Linked DNA regions of Homo sapiens: region 2 is linked to region 1. Evidence: read pairs that join two places in POLR2A ChIA-PET (ENCODE). Cell type or tissue: B cell. All regions are shown on one strand. Links, peaks and the distances in the headings refer to the core of each region. The heading gives the core; the rest is flanking DNA.

Region 1 (10,077 bases), core at 1,211-9,210:
CTGAGGCAGGCGGATCACCTGAGGTCCGGAGTTCAAGACCAGCCTGGCCAACATGGTGAAACCCTGTCTCTACTAAAAATACAAAAATTAGCCGGGCATGGTGGTGTGTGCCGGTAGTCCCAGCTACTTGGGAGGCTGAGGCAGGAGAATCACTTGAACCCAGAAGGCAGAGGTTGCAGTGAGCCCAGATTGTGCCACTGCACTCCAGCCTGGGCAACGAAGTGAGGCTCCATCTAAAACAAAAAAACCCTGCCAGTCCTTCTCTTAAGACCAATGAAACACGAACGTGGCAAAGATGTGCAGATGCGTTATAAACCATAAAACCCTACACCCATGTTGATTTTAGTCAAGCTAGTCATCCCTAGGAGGAGATGCCCCAGTTCCGAGGGAAGGCAGAGCTGCTAGGCCTGCTGCCTCGGGCATGGCCTTGGTGCCAGAGCTCACCTCACAGAGAACGATCCCAAAGGAGAAGATATCCACCGTCTCATCATAGCTCTTTCCTTGGGGAACACAGGAGAGCACACTGTTAAGTTTACATCCCTTACCTGCTCTGCACTGGGTCTAGGGTCAATCTAAGCCACAGCTAAGAACTAGGGCTAGAACAGGTTCTGTAGGGACACCCCACAGGCTGTCCTGCGCAGACACCACCTGAAAATAGTCCTTCCTCAGCTGTAGGTGAACTGCCTTGGAGAGCCCTTATAACATAACACTGCCTAGGATGAAACTGCACGTTAAAGTGGAAAAGAACCAGACTAGGGTTCATCTAGCCTCTGCCATTAGGCAGCTGTATGCTCCTAGGCAATTCACTGAACTTCTCTGGGCCTCAGACTCCAAAATGGATTGTATTCAGACCATTTCTGAGGCCTCACAACCCTGATTTCAAGAATCCCAACCAGCATCTCTGGTTGGTTTGAGCATTATCCACCAGAGGGCACCACACTTCAGTTCTCACCATGGAGAGAGAAGGCTAAAGCTGGGACAATAGCCTGAGCTCTTAGCGATCCCTGAGGCACAAATGCCACAGTCAGAACTCACCTTATCCCCCATGATGGGACACTGATCAGTTCCCAGCCCCCTGAGCTCAGGAGCTAAATCGTGAGGCCCCACCTGGCAAGGGAAAAATATCCTCAGCTCTGGGTATCCGGTCCTACGCTTCACAGGCCTCCCCTGGAATTCCCAGGGCTCTGATGCAAGGGCAGCATCTGTCCTCCCTCTGCGGGTGTCCCCTCCAGGGCTTCAGGACTCACCGTTCAGCATCTCAGGGGCCATCCAGTAGGGGTTTCCCACCACCGTGTAGCGCTTCTTGCGGTCGTTCTTGCGCAAGGTGCGTTTCTTGGTGGTGGCCTTCTCCATGGGGGCCCTTTTCCTCTCTTCCACTATGAGCCGTGACAGCCCAAAGTCTGCCACCACCACAGTCTTGTCCTGGTAGGATAAAAGACAGGTCAGGACTTCATGGGGATGTTCTCAAACCTGGCCCTGGGGAGGAAGCATAGGCAAGAGAAGCCACTGAGAAGGGGAGAAAAGGTGTATAGCAAGGGAGAATCAGAGCAGAAAGCTCTATCAAATAGACACACTCAGGCCAGGCACGGTGGCTTCCACCTGTAATCCCAGAACTTTGGGAGGCCAAGGCGGGTGAATCACCTGAGGTCAGGAGTTCAAGACCAGCCTGGCCAACATGGCAAAACCCCGTCTCTACTAAAAATACAAAAAAAAAAAAAAAAAAATTAGCTGGGCGTGGTGGCACACGCCTGTAGTCCTAGCTACTTGGGAGGCTGAAGCAGAAGAATCACTAGAACCCGGGAGGTAGAGGCTGCAGTAAGCCAAGATTGCACCACTGCACTCCAGCCTGGGAAACAGAATGAGACTCCATCTAAAAAACAAAACAAAACAAAACAAAAAAACAGACACACTTGGCATTTGTGTTTCTGAGGGTCTGGTATCTGTGCACAGCAGACTCCCAGCCCACAGTGGGTTCATGGCAGAGCCACTGGAGCCCTGGAGGTGAGGCTCAGGGACTTGGAGAGTGGAACTCAGAGGTGGGACAGGGGGTTGCTTTTGTTTTTCCCTGTCCTGTCTTATTCCTAAAATGATTTCAGGCAGTGGCTAGAACCAGGATAAGACAGAAAAAGGCAAGGTGGAGGCAGTAGATGGGGAGACTTGGGGGAGACAAGCTCTTTGAATAGCTACAGGGCAGTCATGTGGGAAAGGAATGAAGATTGCGTGGTGTGGGTCTAGAGGGCAGAGCCAGGGCCAGCCGGTAGACACCCAGGAAGCCAGATAGCAAGTCAGTAAGACAAACAACATTGTAACCACCACAGCTGAGGGGCAGTGGGAGGAATGCTGGTCTCAAACTGGTCCCTGTAAATTTACTAGCTCGGTGGCCTCAGGCTGAGGCTTCAGGTGCCACCACTGTAAAATGGGGTCAGCAATGAACTGTTTTACAAGACTACTATGGGGCAAAAGCAGGTAAAATGACAGGGTTTTCTACATATAGTCAACAAACTTCTGAAGTCCCTTCTAATCAAATTATTTCAAAGGTTGCTAATGAGAGAAGGTGAAATTATGTCTGTGTGTGTCTCGGAGCTCCCAGAGGACAGAGAAGGGCATTGGAAGAAGCAGGAAGGGAAAGATAGGAGCTCCTAGGCAACACCTCTGCCCTCTAGCCAGAGGGGACAAGTCAGCCTCCTTTGTGACAAGGAAGCCAGGAAGGATAGGACCCTGGAGGCCAGGCCCAGAGCAGTGGGACATACCAACTTGATGAGGCAGTTGTGCGAGTTCAGATCCCGGTGGATGATGCACATAGAGTGCAAATAGGCCTGGAACAGAAGCATGAGCTGAGGCTACAGGGCCAGCAAATCAACTAGACCCTGAATCTGGAATTGGGCGCCATAGATGCTCTCCTACCAGGCCATGCCCACCCAGCTTCAGAACCCAACCTGGACAACAGGGCCAGGGCCTCCTATGGCCTCTCCCTTGTCCCAATACCAACAGGAAGCCTGGACTTCCTCTGCTTCCCTGCTGCCATCTCCTGCCCATCCTTTGGTTCACCAATCACTAGCACAGTGGCTGGCCAAAGCCCTCACAGCTCTCTCCTAATGTCCCCAACTTCAGAAAACCCTGGCCGTTGCAGCACCCCCTCCACCTCTACCCATTTTACTTAGATCCAGGCTGCTCCCTCCTCCCCACTCTCCCAATCTCTGGCTTGAGCCACTTTGGATCCTTCCTGCCTGCAACAGAGAAGTGACTTCTTGCTCCAGCTAGCTCTGTCTTTCAGACATTCACCTCCTCTAAGACTCCACCTTCCCCACTGTCTAAACTTTAAGCTCTCCCCCTTCCTACCAAAATGTTTGTCAACAAATTTGTTTGTTATGTCTCCTCTCCAGGCCTCCACCACTGACTCTTACCACTCTCAGGAGCAACTTCCTTTCTCCTTCCCTTGCAAATGTAGAAGGAGCCACTCCTTGCTCTCCAGCCCCCTGCAATACTACTTTCATCCCTTAGGCTCCTGGAGCTGCTCACACACCCAGGGAGCTCTTCCTGAATCGCTATAGCTCATGACCTGCCTGCCTGCCTGCCTGAGGGAGTGCTCCTCAAAGACTGTCCACAACTTTCCTATGCTACCTGATCCTGAGACTCTTGTGTGTCTGTTTTTTTCTTCCAGCCTTTTCAGTGTCAGCCCTGCTCAAAGCCATCTCCTCTTCACAAGCTGAGACACCCCCACCAGCTACATGGATGCCTCTTCTGTCCCACAGCTCCAGCTGCCCCTTCTCTGCAGATTAGGTGACTAGCAGCCTCTCCCTAAGCCAGTCTCATGGAGCCAGTTTCCTGCCCAGAAGATGCTGATAGGTTCTGCTAGCACAGAACAGCAGGGATCAATGCTAGCTCTTCCCAAACCAGTTGCTCAACAATCATGGCTATCCCCCATCCCCCAAATGTCTGGTAAGTGACACCTCAAGCCACTCGTAACTCCTCCTCCTCCTCCTCCTGTTCCCTCATTGCCAACCAGTCTCTCCATTCTGACTCCACCCGGCCTCCCAGGCTCCTGTCCCCACAGCCACTACCTTAATTCAGAAATTTGAAATGTTTCATTAGCCCCCTATGCAGGGCTCCATTCCCTGGACCCTCCGCATTCCACCCCAATGTACTAACCATATCAGTCTCTCTTTTTTTTTTTTTTTGAGATGAAGTCTCACTCTGTCACCCAGGCTGGAATGCAGTGGTGTGATCTTGGCTCACTGCAACTTCTGCCTCCCAGGTTCAAGCTATTCTCCTGCCTCGGCCTCCTGAGTAGCTGGGACTACAGGCGTGCACCACCACGCCCAGCTAATTTTTGCATTTTTTTCTTTAGTAGAAACAGGGTTTCACCAGTTGGCCAGGCTGGTCTCAAACTCCTGACCTCAAGTGATCCACTCACCTCGGCCTCCCAAAAAAGTGCTGGGATTACAGGCATGAGCCACTGTGCCAGCCCAGACTCATTTTGGAAAAACCACAGCTCTTAAGCTTTCTTGCTTAAAAATCTTTTCCTGCCGGGCATGGTGGCTCACAACTGTAATCCCAACACTTTGGGAGGGCGAGGCAGGAGGAATGCTTGAGCCCAGGAGTTTGAGATCAGCCTGGGCAACAAAGTGAGAACCTGTCTCTACCAAAAAAAAAAAAAAAAAAAAAGAAAAAAAAATTCAAAAAATTAGGTGTGGTGGTACACACCTGTAGTCCAGCTACTTGGGAGGCTAAGGCAGGAGGATTGCTTGAGCCCAGGAGGTCGAAGCTGTAGTGAGCCATGATCGTGCCACTGCACTCCAGTCTGGGCAACAGAGCAATATCCTTTCTCAAAACAACAACAACAAAAAAACCTCCTTCCTGATTCAAGCCCCAGAAACAGGAAAAAAAAACAAAAAAACAAACAAACAAACAAACAAAAAAACCAAAAAGCCAGTCAACCAAAAAACTCTTTTACATTTGTCTCCTATAGTCCAGACTCCATAGCTTAAAACACAGCGACCTTGATGTACCCCCAAACTGTTCCAGACTACTACTATTTTCATGGACCCCCATGTGAAGGGCAGTGGCTAAAGTCTCAGGCTTGGCGACCAGACTGATTAGCCCAGGATCCCAGCTCTGTCCCTTTCCAGTCCAGCTTATCTGGAAACCAAGGTTGTCATGAGGAATAAACATGCACATGCATGTTAATCCCTCAGCCCAGTGCCTAGCATATAGAGGGCACTCAGTACTTGTCAGCTGTTATTATTTCTATGCTTGGAATCATTTGTTTCCAGGTGAAATAGATGATTTTCTCCTCTTTCCTCCCAGGTCTTTGCTCCTGTCACTTCAATCCTGGTGCCTCTCTGCCAATAAGAACTTTATCCAATTCTGATCCTTCAGGGCTCCGCTAGAACTCATTTCCCCTTCATTGATTTCCTAGGCAGTGAGGTGCTCTAGTTGGTCTAAGGGCCCTCAGCACCTGAATACCTGTGATGGCAAGCCCAGGCCATCTCAGGCTACAGTTTGCCTCTCCAGTTTGCCTTGTCCGTGCCCTGTTTGCCTTTAGAGATGTGTAATTCTTTGAAAACAGGGCTGTGAACTGAGAACAGTTGGCTGGGGTCAGTTTCAGTGACACAGACAAACTCAATGAATAGCTGCTGACCCAGCCCACACAAGTTGCATAGGAAGGGGTCTCTACCTTCCAGTGAAGCCCACAATTCTCACACCTCTCCCTACTCTCGCCCTGCTGGCAGGTTTGTTGGTGGGACTCACCATTCCGGAGGCGATTCCTTTGGCAAACCTGACCTTCTGCTGCCAGGGGAACGGATCCTGCAGAATGGGGAATGATTTTCAGAGGCTGTTGAGCCCTGTCCCACTCGTGGTCCAGGCCCCATGGGTCAATGTGGTCTCCCAGTGAAGCCTCCCTGTGTATGCTCAGTCCCACCCAGCATGGTCCTTTGGAGGCAAAGCAGGGCCCCTCTGCCCTTTAAGCTCCTAGGGTAGTGATAGCATAGGTGTCTGACAACCCACCAAGGCTCCTGGAGACTATGGGGTGGTGTGCTCACCATACTGCGCAGAAAGTCCTTCAGTGTGCCCCCCTCAATGTACTCTGTCAGGAGGTTCAGCTTCTTATCCTTGTACAGCACACCAATGAACTTGAGCACATTGGGGTGGTCCAGGCTGCGCATCACTTTCACCTGGGGGTGGGGGAAGCCAAGGAAAGCTGGTGGTTAACTTCTCACTGTCTTCCTTACCTCTTCCCTCCAAGGAATCAGCTTGACAAGTGTTACCACCTGTATCTCCTACCTCCTATCTTGTGATATGACAGGGCACTAAGATCAGGATGAGGGAAGACCACCACCATATAGATGGAGATGGCTTCATAGGCCTTACCCTTGGAACTGCATTGGGAGAACTGGGGTGGGAGTGGCCAAGTGGCTTGGAGGGCAATACCCAGACCACAGGTGTCCCCAACTTAAGTTACTCCATGAAGTAACTTGGGAGGGGTAGTGAAAACTGTAAATGCCCAAGGAGTGTGAGTGCTCAGGGAGCTCCCCTCCAGGCTCCCTTAGCAGGGCGTTCAGGTGAGGATTATAACATTGAGTTGTACTAAATTGGAGTGTTTTCATGTCCATCATCCTCATAACCTGAGAGCTCTTCTGAACCCTGTATCTTTTGTTACTGCATCCCTTGTACCCTGTTTGTGTTGCTTTTAGTAAGTGTTCATTGAACAAATAATTACGCTGTAATTTAGAGGGAGTGGGATATTCCTCTAGGGCTCTTTTCTGCTTAGTCTTTAAGACAGTAATTCCAAACTGTATTTTCTCTTGAAGCCATTATTTGTAAGGTCTTCTCTCTTCCAATGGTGACACCAACCTCCCGGGCCCCCTCCATCTTCTTACCTCAGTCAGAAAAGTTTTCTGGGTCTCCTCATCACATCGAATTAACTCTTTCATGACCATCACTTTGCCCGTGGCTTTGTGTGTCACCTACAGGGAGGGTGACTGTTAATGGTGCTGAGACCAGAGGAAGTTCTGGAGAACTGTTTGAGAAAATCTATGCAGCTGGCCATCCCATCCCTTGGAGGGCACACTGAGCCGGGTCAGAATGACAGAGTTCATGTGTGGAAGATGCAGCGTGGAGCAACATGGGACTCACACGGAAGCAAACCCTCTTTCCTGGAGAGCTGGGCATGCACAGAGGACAGGCAAGAACCCAGAAAAGGGAAGTGGGGAAGAAGGCAGGAGGGGATGCTGCCAAGCCAAGCAGGGGCTCTGGTCATTTGGCATAGAAGTGAGTCTCCTGAGTGAACAGAAGTCTGGGGGCAGGAAGGTCAGTGCCAAAGACATGCACCAGGGAGCTGGGTGGATCGGGGGTGAGCTCTCCAGCCCTGCTGCCCCCAAGCTGAGACACACGTCTTACCTGACCCCCCCTCCCAGTTCTCAGCAGAAGAGGAGGAGGAGGAGAGAAAGAGAGAGGTTAGTCCCTGAGACTGTTCACCAGGGAGGCAGGAGCCATTCCCCTGTGTGCTCCTTGTAGCATGCCCGGTACTGAGGTCTGCAGGCACCTAACAAACACCCACTGACTGGAGGCAGGAGGGCCACAGGCACAGCTCAACCCAACCTGGATCTCCAGGTCCACAAGCTCACTGTAACAGCAACATTGACCTTAGGTGGCCTGGGTGGGGGTGAAGGATACCTCTCACACCAACACCCAAAGCCAGGAAGGAGGCCTGGCATCCTGCATGGTGTGGGGTGGGGCCAAGTGATGAGAAATCCCCGAAAGACAGTGACAGAGGGACTGGGGGCAGAAGAGCAAAGCAATTGTTGCCTGCGCTCACCTTGATAGCCTGCCCAAAGAAGCCCTTCCCCAGGACCTCCCCATGGATTAGGTCACAGGGCCGGAAGATCTGCTGTGAATAGCTGCTGGAACAACGAAGGGATTCTGAGCGGCTGATGTCACGGCTGAACAGCAGGGGCTCCTTTGGGGAGCTGGGGCCAGGGGACTTGGAGATACTGTTACTGCGCCTGAAGATGAGGAAAGACGGGAGTAGGGATGTGTAGTCCTCAGAGACCGGCCAAGAAACCCTGGAGGGAGGAAACTTAGGGGCACCTGTTCATTCCAATGTCTATAGTTTAGATGTTATTATTGGGGAACAGGGGCTCTTACATCAGATGTATCATTTTGGGGTTGCTGACATCAGTCATTTATTTAAGCATAGTAAAAACACATTCAAAATGGGAACTCTGCATACATCACACATAGAACAATTAACTAGATTCTACTAGCTGATAATGCTCAGTATGTGACATATATGACAACACTGTAGATGGTAATTCACCATCTCCCATATCTGCTTGATTTAAGTACTAACTGGTTTAGAGTGATAGTTATACTAGTATCCAAAAAATGAGCAAATGGGATTTTTTTTTTTTGAGACAGAGTCTCGCTCTGTCAACCAGGCTGGAGTGCAGTGGTGTGATCTTGGCTCACTGCAACCTCTGTCTCCCTAGTTCACCTGAGTCTCATGCCTCCGCCTCCTGAGTAACTGGGACTACAGGCATGTGCCACCAGGCCCGGCTAGTTATTGTTATTATTATTATTTTTGAGACAGAGTCTCGCTCTGTCGCCCAGGCTGAAGTGCAATGGCACGATCTCGGCTCACTGCGACCTCCGCCTTCCAGGTTCAAGCGATTCTCCTGCCTCAGCCTCCCAAGTAGCTGGGAGTATAGGTGCACGCCACCACGCCCGGCTAATTTTTTTTTTTTTTTTTTTTTTTTTGATGGAGTCTCACTCTGTCGCCCAGGCTGGAGTGCAACGGCGGGATCTCCACTCACTGCAACCTCTGCCTCCCAGGTTCAAGAGATTCTCCTGCCTCAGCCTCCCAAGTAGCTGGGATTACAGGCGTGTGCCACCACAACCGAATAATTTTTGTATTTTTTTAGTAGAGATGGGGTTTCACCATGTTGGCTAGGTTGGTCTCGAACTCCTGATCTCGCGATCCATCTGTCTCGGCCTCCCTAAGTGCTGGGATTACAGGCGTGAGCCACCACACCCGGCCCTAATTTTTGTATTTTTAGTAGAGATGGGGTTTCACCATATTGGCCAGGCTAGTCTCAAACTCCTGACCTTGTGATTCGCCCACCTCGGCCTCCCAAAGTGCTGGGATTATAGGCGTGAGCCACTGCGCCCAGCCTAATTATTGTATTTTTAGTAGAGATAGGGTTTCACCATGTTGGCCAGGCTGGTCTCAAACTCCTGACCTCAAGTGATTTGCCCGCCTCGGCCTCCCAATGTGCTGGGATTACAGGCGTGAGCCACCGTGCCTGGCCAGCAAATGGGATTTTGGATGATATTTTGCACATCTTTGTACCTGTCCATGTTTCCTGAATTTTAAGATGATAAACACGTATGATTTTTACAGCAATAAAGTCACTATGTTTACATTTTCAAAAGCGGTCGATAATAGTCATGGTCAATGACTGTTATTTTCACTTACTGAAGAAGGAACAAGAAGGTTGAAGTCCACAGCACTGCAGGTGAACAGCCCTGCGAACTTTCTCTCTGGGGTATGCTCCTGCTTTACTTGGGCTACCCAGAGAGGACTGACGCTGGATGGCTCTTGGCTTGTCCCGACCTACAGGTTTACTTACCCTTGTCCTTTTGCTCTGCCTCCTGCTGACCATGCCCACCAGAGCACACAAGGCTAGCTGCCCCCCTCCTCTGCATGGTGGCTCTACAGATACCTGGCCACTCCCAAATCTTCCCTTTTCCAGGCCATGGATTTCTAGCTCTTCCCTGCCCTCTGTTGCCCTGCCTCCCACTAATTTCATCATACTGACCAAGGCCAAGAGGCAATGGGAGTGAGGGCAGCACTTTAATGAGAGGGCACTGTTTCCAACACATGCCAGCTGAGAGGGCTCTAACTTACTCAGTTTGTTTGGTGAGGAGAGTGGATAAAAAAAAACAAACTTTTTTTTTTGGAGACAAGGTCTCACTCTGTTGCCCAAGCTGTAGTACAGTGGTGTGATCAAGGCTCACTGCAGTCTTGAACTCCTGGGCTCAGGCAATCCTCCTCCTCAGCCTCTTGAGTAGCTG
Region 2 (10,077 bases), core at 772-8,771, 530 kb before region 1:
AGACCAGCCTGGCCAATACGGTGAAACCTCATCTCTACTAAAAACACAAAAATTAGCCGGGCATGGTGGTGCACACCTGTAGTCCCAGCTGCTCAGGAGGCTGAGGGCTACTCAGGAGGCTGAGGCAGGAGAATCACTTGAACCTGGGAGGCGGAGGTTGCAGTGAGTCAAGATTGCACCACTACATTCCAGCCTGGATGACAAAGCGACACTCCATCCCAGAAAAAAAAAAAAAAAAATAGCATTAAGAGAAATACCTAATGCAGATGATGGGTTGATAGGTGCAGCAAACCACCATGGCACACGTATATCTATGTAACAAACCTGCACATTCTGCACGTGTATCCCAGAATTTAAAGTATATTTAAAAAAAAAAAAGGCCAGGTGCTGTGGCTCATGCCTATAATCCCAACACTTTGGGAGGCTGAGGCAGGTGGATCATGAGGTCAGGAGATCGAGACCATGCTGGCCAACATGGTGAAACCCCGTGTCTCCTAAAAATATACAAAATTAGCTGGGCGTGGTGATGCGCACCTGTAATCCCAGATACTCAGGAGGCTGAGGCAGGAGAATCGCCTGAACCCAGGAGTGGGAGGTTTCAGTGAGCCAAGATCGCATCACTGCACTCCAGCCTGGCGACAGAGCAAGACTCCATCTCAAAAAAAAAAAAAAAAAGTAAGTTTGCTTTAAAGATAATAATATAGATTCTTGAGAAAGACAGCAGTTACACAAAGATGAACAATCCTTTGTCATGAGTGCTTGCGGCAGAGCATCTCTCCCCCATGACTTTTTGCTTTGTTATATATAAACAACCACTGTACCTAAGGTGGACGTGTTCCTCCTCTTGCTTTCGGGAATGCCCTGCTCTTTCTATGGAGTAGCTATTCTTTTATTCCTTTACTTTCTTAATATACTTGCTTTCACTTTATTCTGTGGACTGGTCCTGAATTCTTTCTTCTGCAAGATCCAAGAACCTTCTCTTAGGGTCTGGATCAGGACACCTTTCCGGTAACATAGCCATGTGGTAGGCAAGATGCTGGCTCATGGCCGGCATCCTTACTCACCATTGAATGACAGATTGATGGCCTCCAGGTAGTTTCCTTGTGCTGAGGTAGAATTATCTCCTTGAGGAAAGCCCTCTGAAGCAAAATATGCAAGAGAAAGAAAAACATCTCATGAAACATGAACTTTTTTTTTTAATTTTAAACGAAGCCTTGCTGTGTCACCCAGGCTGGAGTGGAGCAGCACAATCTTGGCTCACTGCAACCTCCACCTCCCAGGTTCAAGTGATTCTCCTGCCTCAGCCTCCCGAGTAGCTGGGACTACAGGCGCACGCCACCACACAAGGCTAATTTTTGTATTTTTAGTAGAGACAGGGTTTCACCATATTGGTCAGGCTGGTCTTGAACTCCTGACCTCGTGATCCGCCTGCCTTGTGCTGGGATTACAGGCATGAGACATCACACCTGGCTGAAAGATGAACTCTTAAATAAGTGGCAGCTGAGCATGGTGGCTCATGCCTGTAATCCCAGCACTTTGGAAGGTGGAGGCAGGAAGATCGCTTAAGACGAGGAGTTTGAAACAAGCCTGGTCAACACAGCGAGACTCTTGTCTCTACAAAAAAATGAAAAAATTATCTGGGCATGGTAGTGCATGCCTGTCGTCCTAGCTACCCGGGAGGCTGAGGCAGGAGGATTGCTTGAGCCCCAGTGGTTTAAAGTTACAGTATAATTGCTCCACTCCAGTCCAGCCTGGGTGACAGAGTGAGACTCTGTCTCAAAAAAAAAAAAAAGGAAGGCATCTGGCTCCACAAGGCCTCACTCCCTGTATTAGGGACACTGTTGAACTTACGGCATACGAAATGTACAATTGGATCCAACTGGAAACAGAACCCTGACCAAAAGCAGAAACTACACACGGCAATGGGAGAGAAACAAGCACACATCTCTTCTCTGTCTCCCAGACCCCTCCTACACTTCCTTTCCCCGCCGCACCATCTATTACATGAATGCAGTACCTGCCTGTTCCAGTCGCACCAACACTGGATACTGGATGAAGAGTTTTTTAATGGTTACGAGAAGTGAAGTCCATTCTTCTCTTCTCTCATTCTGCACCACCACTCTGAAAAGAGTATTATCATAAAATGGATATTGAGCAGCTGATATGGTTTGGCTCTGTGTCCCCTCCCAAATTTCATCTCAAATTGTAATACCCATGTGTCGAGGGAGGAACCTGGTGGGAGGTGACTGGATCATGGGGGTGGTTTCCTCCATGCTGTTCTTGTGATAGTGAGGGAGTTCTCACGATATCTGATGGTTTAAAAGGGGCAGTTTCCCCTGAGCTCGCTCTTTCTCCTGCTTCACCATGGTAAGACATGCCTTGCTTCCCCTTCGCCTTCCACCAGGATTGTAAGTTTCCAGAGGCCTCCTGAGCCATGCAGAACCATGAGTCAATTAAACCTTTTTTCTTTATAAATTACCCAGTCTTGGGTATGTCTTTACAGCAGTGAGAAAATGGACTAATACAGCAACTTTACATACAGAACATCAGGTTCTTTACAAGGTTTCAAAAAGAGTGTAATTGGAGTACAGTGAGCTGAGATAACCCCACTGCACTCCAGCCTTGGTGACAGAGCAAGACTCTGTCTCAAAAAAAAAAAAGATTCAGTGAGCTTGTTTTTCTTCCAATCCAATTGGGAAAGAAGCATTAAAAAAAAAAAAAAAAGAGGCTGGGCATGGTAGCTCATACTTGTAATTCCAGTACTTTGGGAGGCCCAGGCAGGTGGATAAGGTGGTCAGGAGTTCAAGACCAGCCTGGCCAACACGGTGAAACCCCATCTCTACTAAAAATACAAAAATTAGCTGGGTGTGGTGGCAGGCACCTGTAATCCCAGCTACTTGGAAGGCTGAGGCAGGAGAATTGCTTGAACCCAGGAGGCGGAGGTTTCAGTGAGCCGAGATCGAGCCACTGCACTCCAGCCTGGGAGAAAGAGCGAGACTCCATCTCAAAAAAAAAAAGAGCACTCACTGTTGGTGAGAACACAGAAATTGCTGCTAGGAAAACAAGATCTTCTACTTTAATGGTTTTGGAGCATACACTGGCTGTACAAATAGAAAGCCTTGAAAACACAGACTATCCTTTGACCTAATGGCTCCATTTCTGGCAATTTATCATAAAAACTAAGGATATGCTTAAAAACCTATCTGTAAAAATGTTCACTGGCAATACTGTTGAGAATAGTGAAAAGCTGGAAGTCACCTCAATTTTCAACAATAGTAACCCAATGTAATTTCTATGTAGAAATAAAAAATGATACAGTGGGCCAGGCAGTGGCTAACGCCTGTAATCCCAGCACTCTGGGAGGCCTAAGCAGGCAGATCATGAGGTCAGGAGATAGAGACCATTCTGGCTAACACGGTGAAACCCTGTCTCCACTAAAAAATACAAAAAAAATTAGCCGGGTGTGGTGGCAGGCACCTGTAGTCCCAGATACTCAGGAGGCTGAGGCAGGAGAATGGCGTGAACCTGGGAGGCAGAGCTTGCAGTGAGCCAAGATCCCACCACTGCACTCCAGCCTGGGCGACAGAGCGAGACTTCGCCTCAAAAAAAAAAAAAAAAAAAGATACTGTGGAGCAGTGTGTTTAACATGGATTGGCATTTGTGATACAGTAAATAGAAAATGAAGGTTTATGGCCGGGCACAGTGGCTCACGCCTGTAATCCCAGCACTTGGAGAGGCCAAGGTGGGGGGATCACCTGAGGTCGGGAGTTTGAGATCAGACTGACCAATATGGAGAAACCCCATCTCTACTAAAAATACAAAATCAGCCAGGTGTGGTGGCACATGCCTGTAATCCCAGCTACTCGAGAGGCTGAGGCAAGAGAATCGCTTGCATCCGGGAGGCGGAGGTTGCAGTGAGCTGAGATCGTGTCATTGCACTCCAGACTGGGCAACAAGAGCGAAACTCCGACTCAAAAAAAAAAAAAGGAAATGAAAGAAAATGAAGGTTTAAAACATATAAAAAGAGAACCATATGGGTCAGGCGTGGTGGCTCATGCCAGCATTTTGGGAGGCCAAGGCAGGCGGATCACCTGAGGTCAGGAGTTCGAGACCAGCCTGGCCAACATGGTGAAACCCTGTCTCTACTAAAAATACAAAAATTAACCAGGCATGGTGGCGGGTGCCTGTCACACCAGCTACTCAGGAGGCTGAGGCAGGAGAATTGCTTGAACCTGGAAGGCGGAGTTTGCAGTGAGTTGAGATTGCACCACTGCACTCCAGCCTGGGTGACAGTGAGACACTGTCTCAAAAAGAAATAAAAACAATAAAACATGTAAAAAAATCACATGGAGGCCCAGCGCAGTGGCTCATGCCTGTAATCCCAGCACTTTAGGTGGCTGAGGGCGGTGGATCACCTGAGGTCAGGAGTTCAAGACCAGCCTGGCCAAGATGGTGAAACCCCGTCTCTACTAAAAATAAAAAAATTAGCCAGGTGTGATGGCAGATGCCTGCAATCCCAGCTACTCCGGAGGCTGAGGCAGGGAATTGCTTGTACTAGGGAGGCGGAAGTTGCAGTGAGCTGAGATCACGCTAGTGCACTCCAGCCTGGGCAACAGAGTGATACTCCATCTCAAAAAAAAAAAAAAAAAAAAAAATCACATGGAATGTGTGATCACATCTCTATGAAAACTAATTTTTCTCCTAAATACAGATAATAGGGGTTGATTCACCAAAGTAATGAAGACTATATTTGGTAGATGGAATTGAGTGTGCTTTGAATTCCTCTCTACTAAACTATACTGGTGTGCTTTTGTTGTTGTTGTTTTGTTTTTTTTGAGACAGGGTCTCACTATGTCACCCAGGCTAAAGTGCAGTGGCATGATCTTGGCTCACTGCAGCCTCAACTTCCCAGGCTCAAGTGATCCTCCCACCTCAGCCTCCCAAATAGCTGAAACTACAGGCGCGCACCACTGCACCCAGCTAAGTTATGGTATTTTTTTGTAGAGACAGGGTTTTCCATGGTGCACTGGCTGGTTTCAAACTCCTGAGCTCAGGCAATGTGCCTGGCTTGGCCTCTCAAAGTGCTGGGATTATAGGTATCAGCCACCACGCCTGGCCTATTTTGTGATTTTCCTAAAATGAACCTGTATTGTTTTTGCAGTAAGAAAAAGATAACCAGTTTCTCTCAATCTAAAAAACGTTGAGGATGACTTTTTAATGACATAAACTTTCATATATTAAAAATATATAGTCATATACACCTATAAATCTACATTCATAATTCATATATTCATATTCATGCTTTATATAGTATTTTGTATAACTGATCATGCTCAAATTAATTCATATTCATTATACAGATAAAACTGCATATACTGTTAAGTCAGAAGAGCTCTCATGGTTCCTGGAATTCACTGAATTAGAGGAATGCAGAATTCATCTGCATAAGGGGATGAGTGGAGGTGTCAGTACAGCAGATGGCCCATCACTCTCATAAAATTCTCCTAGGGGTACAGGATCCAACAAAAGATCAACAAATAATTTAAAGTATAATCTGTATGAGGTTGAGGAATACAGTGGTCAAAAAGCATCGACTCTGAACTAGATTGACTGTGTCAGGTCCATGCTCCACCACTTAATATTGTGTGGACTTTGGATAAGTTACTGAAACTCTGTGTCCAAATTTCCACATCTGTAAAATGGGGTAACAGTATCTATCCCACAGGGATGCTGTGATATTTAAATAAATCAAGTCATGTAAAGTGCTTAGAAGAGTAACCCATTCATGCTAAGTCCCGTAAAAACAGTAACTATTACTATCTGATAATCATCTCAATTAGATAGTGGTGTCAGCCAGGCATGGTGGCTCCCGCCTGTAATCCCAGCATTTTGGGAGGCCGAGGTGGGTGGATCAGCTGAGGTCAGGATTTGAGACCAGGCTGGCCAACATGGCGAACCCCATCTCTACTAAAAATACAAAAAAATTAGCCAGGCGTGGTCACGGGCGCCTGTAGTCCCAGCTACTCGGGAGGCTGAGAAACGAGAATCCCTTGAACCTGGGAGGCGGAGTTTGCAGTCAGCTTACATGACCACTGCACTCCAGCCTGGGCGAGAGAGTGAAATTGTGTCTCAAAAAATAATAATAATAATAATAACGTTAAACATGATCATGATATTGTGGTCAGATATAAAAATGCCTTTTTTGAATATGTATAGAAATAAAATATTACAATATTGATAATTTACTTAGTCAATGGCACTGAAAAAAACAGATGAATCAAATATGACAAAATAATAACTGTTAAATTCAGGTATTGGGTATACGGGCTCATTATATTATTTGCTCTTCTTCTCTGAATGTTGAAATTTTTCACAATAAAACATTTAGAAGGTCTAAATGCAACATGATATCTTGGAGACGGCAAGTACGAGTGCTAAAATCTAAAAAACATCTGAATTTCCTTAATAGTAATGTACCAATGTTAACCTAGTTTTGACAAATGTAACTTGGTTATGAAATGTTAATATTAGAGGAAACAGAGCAAAGACCATGCAGGAACTGTGTTATCTTTGAAACTTCTCTGTAAATCTAAAATCATTACAATTACAAAATTAAAAGGTTTATTTATTTATTTATTTATTTATTTATTTTGGAGACAGGGTCTCACTCTCTCCCAGGTTGGTGTGCAGTGGTGTGATCTCAGCTCACTGCAACCTCCACCTCCCAGGCTCAAGTGATCCTCCCACCTCAGCCTCCCAAGTAGCTGGGACCACAAGAGGCGAATTTTTTGTATTTTTGGTAGAGACAGGGTTTCGCCATGTTGCCCAGGCTGACTTATTTTTAAGTTAGGAAAGAAACAACTAATAAATAAATAAAAAGTATAGCAAAGCACCCAAACATACTTGTAAAAGTCTTCATAGAATCTCCCCTTGTGATCCTGTCGAATTGAGGCTCGGTTTATTTCAGGAAATTCATCTGAAATAGAGAAAACGGAGTATGTAGTTCAGGCTGAGAAGAGAAATTCAGTTTTGTCAGCTTCCTCTTCTGGGTTAAAGATTTGCATCACAAAAAAATAAAGATAACTGTCTTTTTTTTTTTTTTTTTTTTTTTTTTTGAGACAAGGTCTCACTCTGTCACCCAGACTGGAGTGCAGTGGTAAGATCTCAGCTCACTGCAACCTCTACCTCCTGAATTCAAGCGACTCTCCTTTCTCAGCCTCCTGGGTAGCTGGGACTACAGGTGCATGCCACCACACCTGGCTAATTTTTGTATTTTTAGTAGAGATGGGGTTTCACCATGTTGGCCAGGCTGGTTTTCAACTCCTGACCTCAGGTGATCCGCCCACCTCAGCCTCCCAAAGTCGTGGGATTACAGGCGTGAGCCACTGCACCCAGCCAACTGTCTATCTATTAAGTTGGTTTTAAGATGAATCACAGCCCACAGACCTCTTGCATCCACTAACGGACTGTGCTACTTTCCCTTTTACACTGTCCCCATAACAGAAAAGATGGGAAGGGTGGAAAAGTGCAACGAGGAAAAAAATGAAAGGAAATGGCTGGGGTGGGGTTGGGGGAAGCTTAACAAAAACATAACTGTAGGAGAGAAATAGTTACTCACCAACAGATTTTGCATCATAGAAAGTTCTAGAAAACAGGACCACTGTCACTTCATGACTACAGTTCTTCTCCTAAGCATGAGTAGAGAACAACAGGGTTGAAGTTTGTTTCATTTACTTCACTATGAAGCAGACTGCATGCATATAATATTCTTTTTTTTTTTTTTTTTTTTTTTTTTGAGACGGAGTCTTACTCTGCCACCAGGCTGGAGTGCAGTGGCGCTATCTTGGCTCACTGCAACCTCCGCCTCCTGGGTTCAAGCAATTCTCCTGCCTCAGCCTCCCAAGTAGCTGGGACTACAGACGCACGCCACCATGCCCAGCTAATTTTTGTATTTTTAGTAGAGATGCGGTTTCACCATGTTGGCCAAGATGGTCTCGATCTCCTGACCTCGTGATCCGCCTGCCTTGGCCTCCCAAAGTGCTGGGATTACAGGTGTGAGCCACTGTGCCCAGCCCTTTTTTTTTTTTTTTTTTGAGGCAGTCTCATTCAGTTGCCCAGGCTGGAGTGCAGTGGCACAATCTCGGCTCATTGCAGCCTCCACCTCCCAGGTTCAAGCAATTCTCCTGCCTCAGCCTCCAGAGTAGCTAGGATTACAGGTGGGCCACCTGGGTAATTTTTGTATTTTTAGTAGAGACAGGGTTTCACCATGTTGGCCAGGCTGGTCTCGAACTCATGGCCTCAAGTGATCTGCTTGCCTCGGCCTCCCAAAGTGCTGGGATTACAGGTGTGAGGCCCAGCTGCACATAATATTCTTAATCCAGGTGGCTCAGCAGCAGTGCACAGTATTGAATAGCTTCAGGTAATTATAGGCTGCAGTGCAGGGGACAGAGCACTGCTGGGAGTCAGAAGCCCTAGATGGAGTCCTGAACCTGAAACTTGCCACTATGTGACTTTAGGAAAGTTATCTAAAGTGCCAGGAATGTGGAAAGTGATTGGAAAACTGCAAATCAGCATTAAGTAATGGTGACTGTCTCCCAGTTCCCGAGTAGCTGGACTACAGACACGCGTCACCAGGCCCAGATAATTTTTGCATTTTTTATAAAGACAGGGTTTCGGCTGGGCGTGGTGGCTCAAACCTGCAATCCCGGTGCTTTGGGAGGCTGAGGCGGGTGGATCACCTGAGGTCAGGAGTTCGAGACCAGCCTGGCCAACATGGCGAAACTCCATCTCTACTAAAAGTAGGAAAATTACCCAGGCAATGTGGCACGCGCCTGAAATTGCAGCTACTCAGGAGGCTGAGGTAGGATAATCACTTGAACCCAGGGGGTGGAGACTGCAGTGAGCCAAGACTGTGCCATTGCACTCCAGCCTGGGCGACGGAGCGAGACTCCGTCTCAAAAAAAAAAAAAAAAAGAAAAAAAAAAAGAGAGATAGGGTTTCATCATAATCCCCAGGCTGGGCTCAAGTGATCCACTTGCCTTGGCAAAGTGCTGGGATTACAGGCGTGAGCCACAATGCCAGGCCTACAGTGTTTTTTAATTTCTGCAGAATTGTGGTCTAGGGAACAAGAACAGCACCCATGGTGGTGGATTTAAGAATCAAAGGCACTCCCACACCCTACTAGTCTCATAGGATGAGGGTGGGGTTTGCTCTGGACTCAGCGGTATAAGCCAAGGCAAAGAACTACCTTTGGACAGGGACAGGGACTAATGAGAATAAACATTTCCATGGAGTCTGGAGATCAATATCCTAGAAGTAGGGTGTTTACAGATGAACATCAAAAGTGGCTTGCAACAGTTAGCTAGCAAGCGCAGTTTCAGTTCCTCCTGGGTCTCTGAAGACAACAGCCTATACTGACCAACCCCATCTTTATCTTAAGTATGCTTAGTGACTACAGAATTCAACACTCACTATATAAGGCACATAATATAATGTACATTTCATGGATGTATCTCAAGTGGACAGAAATTCCTAAATACAAGCCACAGTACCCAGAGCAGAGTGCTAGGAAACAGCAGACCTTCACTGACTGCCAATTAATTCACGGGAGTCCAAGAGCTCCAAAATCAGCACCCTTATCTAATTTTAGTGCAAGTGATATACAGGAAAACACAACGGGCTCACAATGGGCTGATATGGGCATGGAGTGTCTCAACTCATAAGTGATGTGGTGAGAGGGTCTATTATTATCTCCATTTTGCAGCTGAAGAAATGGAGCCTCAGAGACTAATCCTTGGAGACCAAAAAGCTAATCAGCCAGGCATGGTGGCCTGCGCCTGTAGTCCCAACTACTGAGGAGGATGAAGTGACAAGATCCCTGGAGCCCAGGAGTTCAAGACCAGCCTAAGCAGCATAGCAAGACTCTGTCTCTTAATCAAAAAAGAAAAAAAAAAAAGCAAGCTGATGAGATCATTTAAAACCCAGTCTGCCTTAATCCAAACTCTACTCTTTTACACTACATAATGTGACTTCAAATACTTTTTCATCAAAATGTTTTCATGTGAAATCAAGGTGAGA

What was found. ChIA-PET counts read pairs that join two places held together with the same protein. Peaks named below come from ENCODE experiments on the same cell type or tissue, not always from the same donor. Only the 100,000 strongest peaks of a DNase experiment are listed, where the experiment ranks them.
Region 2: POLR2A ChIA-PET joins it to region 1 with 14 read pairs; 2 of 35 experiments call an interaction of 5 or more read pairs at or near these places.

What each region holds. Positions count from the first base shown.
Region 1 is chr22:31,263,875-31,273,951 of GRCh38, reverse strand. LIMK2 (LIM domain kinase 2) reads right to left here. Exons shown (of 16, transcript NM_005569.4): 8 at 7,820-8,006; 9 at 6,882-6,968; 10 at 6,045-6,176; 11 at 5,752-5,808; 12 at 2,751-2,816; 13 at 1,248-1,422; 14 at 445-500. Among named protein-coding and RNA genes, the nearest start is that of PIK3IP1, 24 kb to the left of the region's middle. In B cell, for the core only: no CTCF peak of the experiment used is centred there; no DNase peak of the experiment used is centred there.
Region 2 is chr22:31,789,644-31,799,720 of GRCh38, reverse strand. It overlaps DEPDC5 (DEP domain containing 5, GATOR1 subcomplex subunit), which reads right to left. Exons shown (of 43, transcript NM_001242896.3): 11 at 7,619-7,688; 12 at 6,904-6,976; 13 at 2,018-2,121; 14 at 1,065-1,139. Among named protein-coding and RNA genes, the nearest start is that of DEPDC5, 41 kb to the right of the region's middle. RefSeq lists an enhancer at 9,107-9,166. In B cell, for the core only: no CTCF peak of the experiment used is centred there; DNase peaks (open chromatin) are centred at 4,010 and 6,880; H3K4me3 peaks cover 1,033 bases; H3K27ac peaks cover 1,061 bases.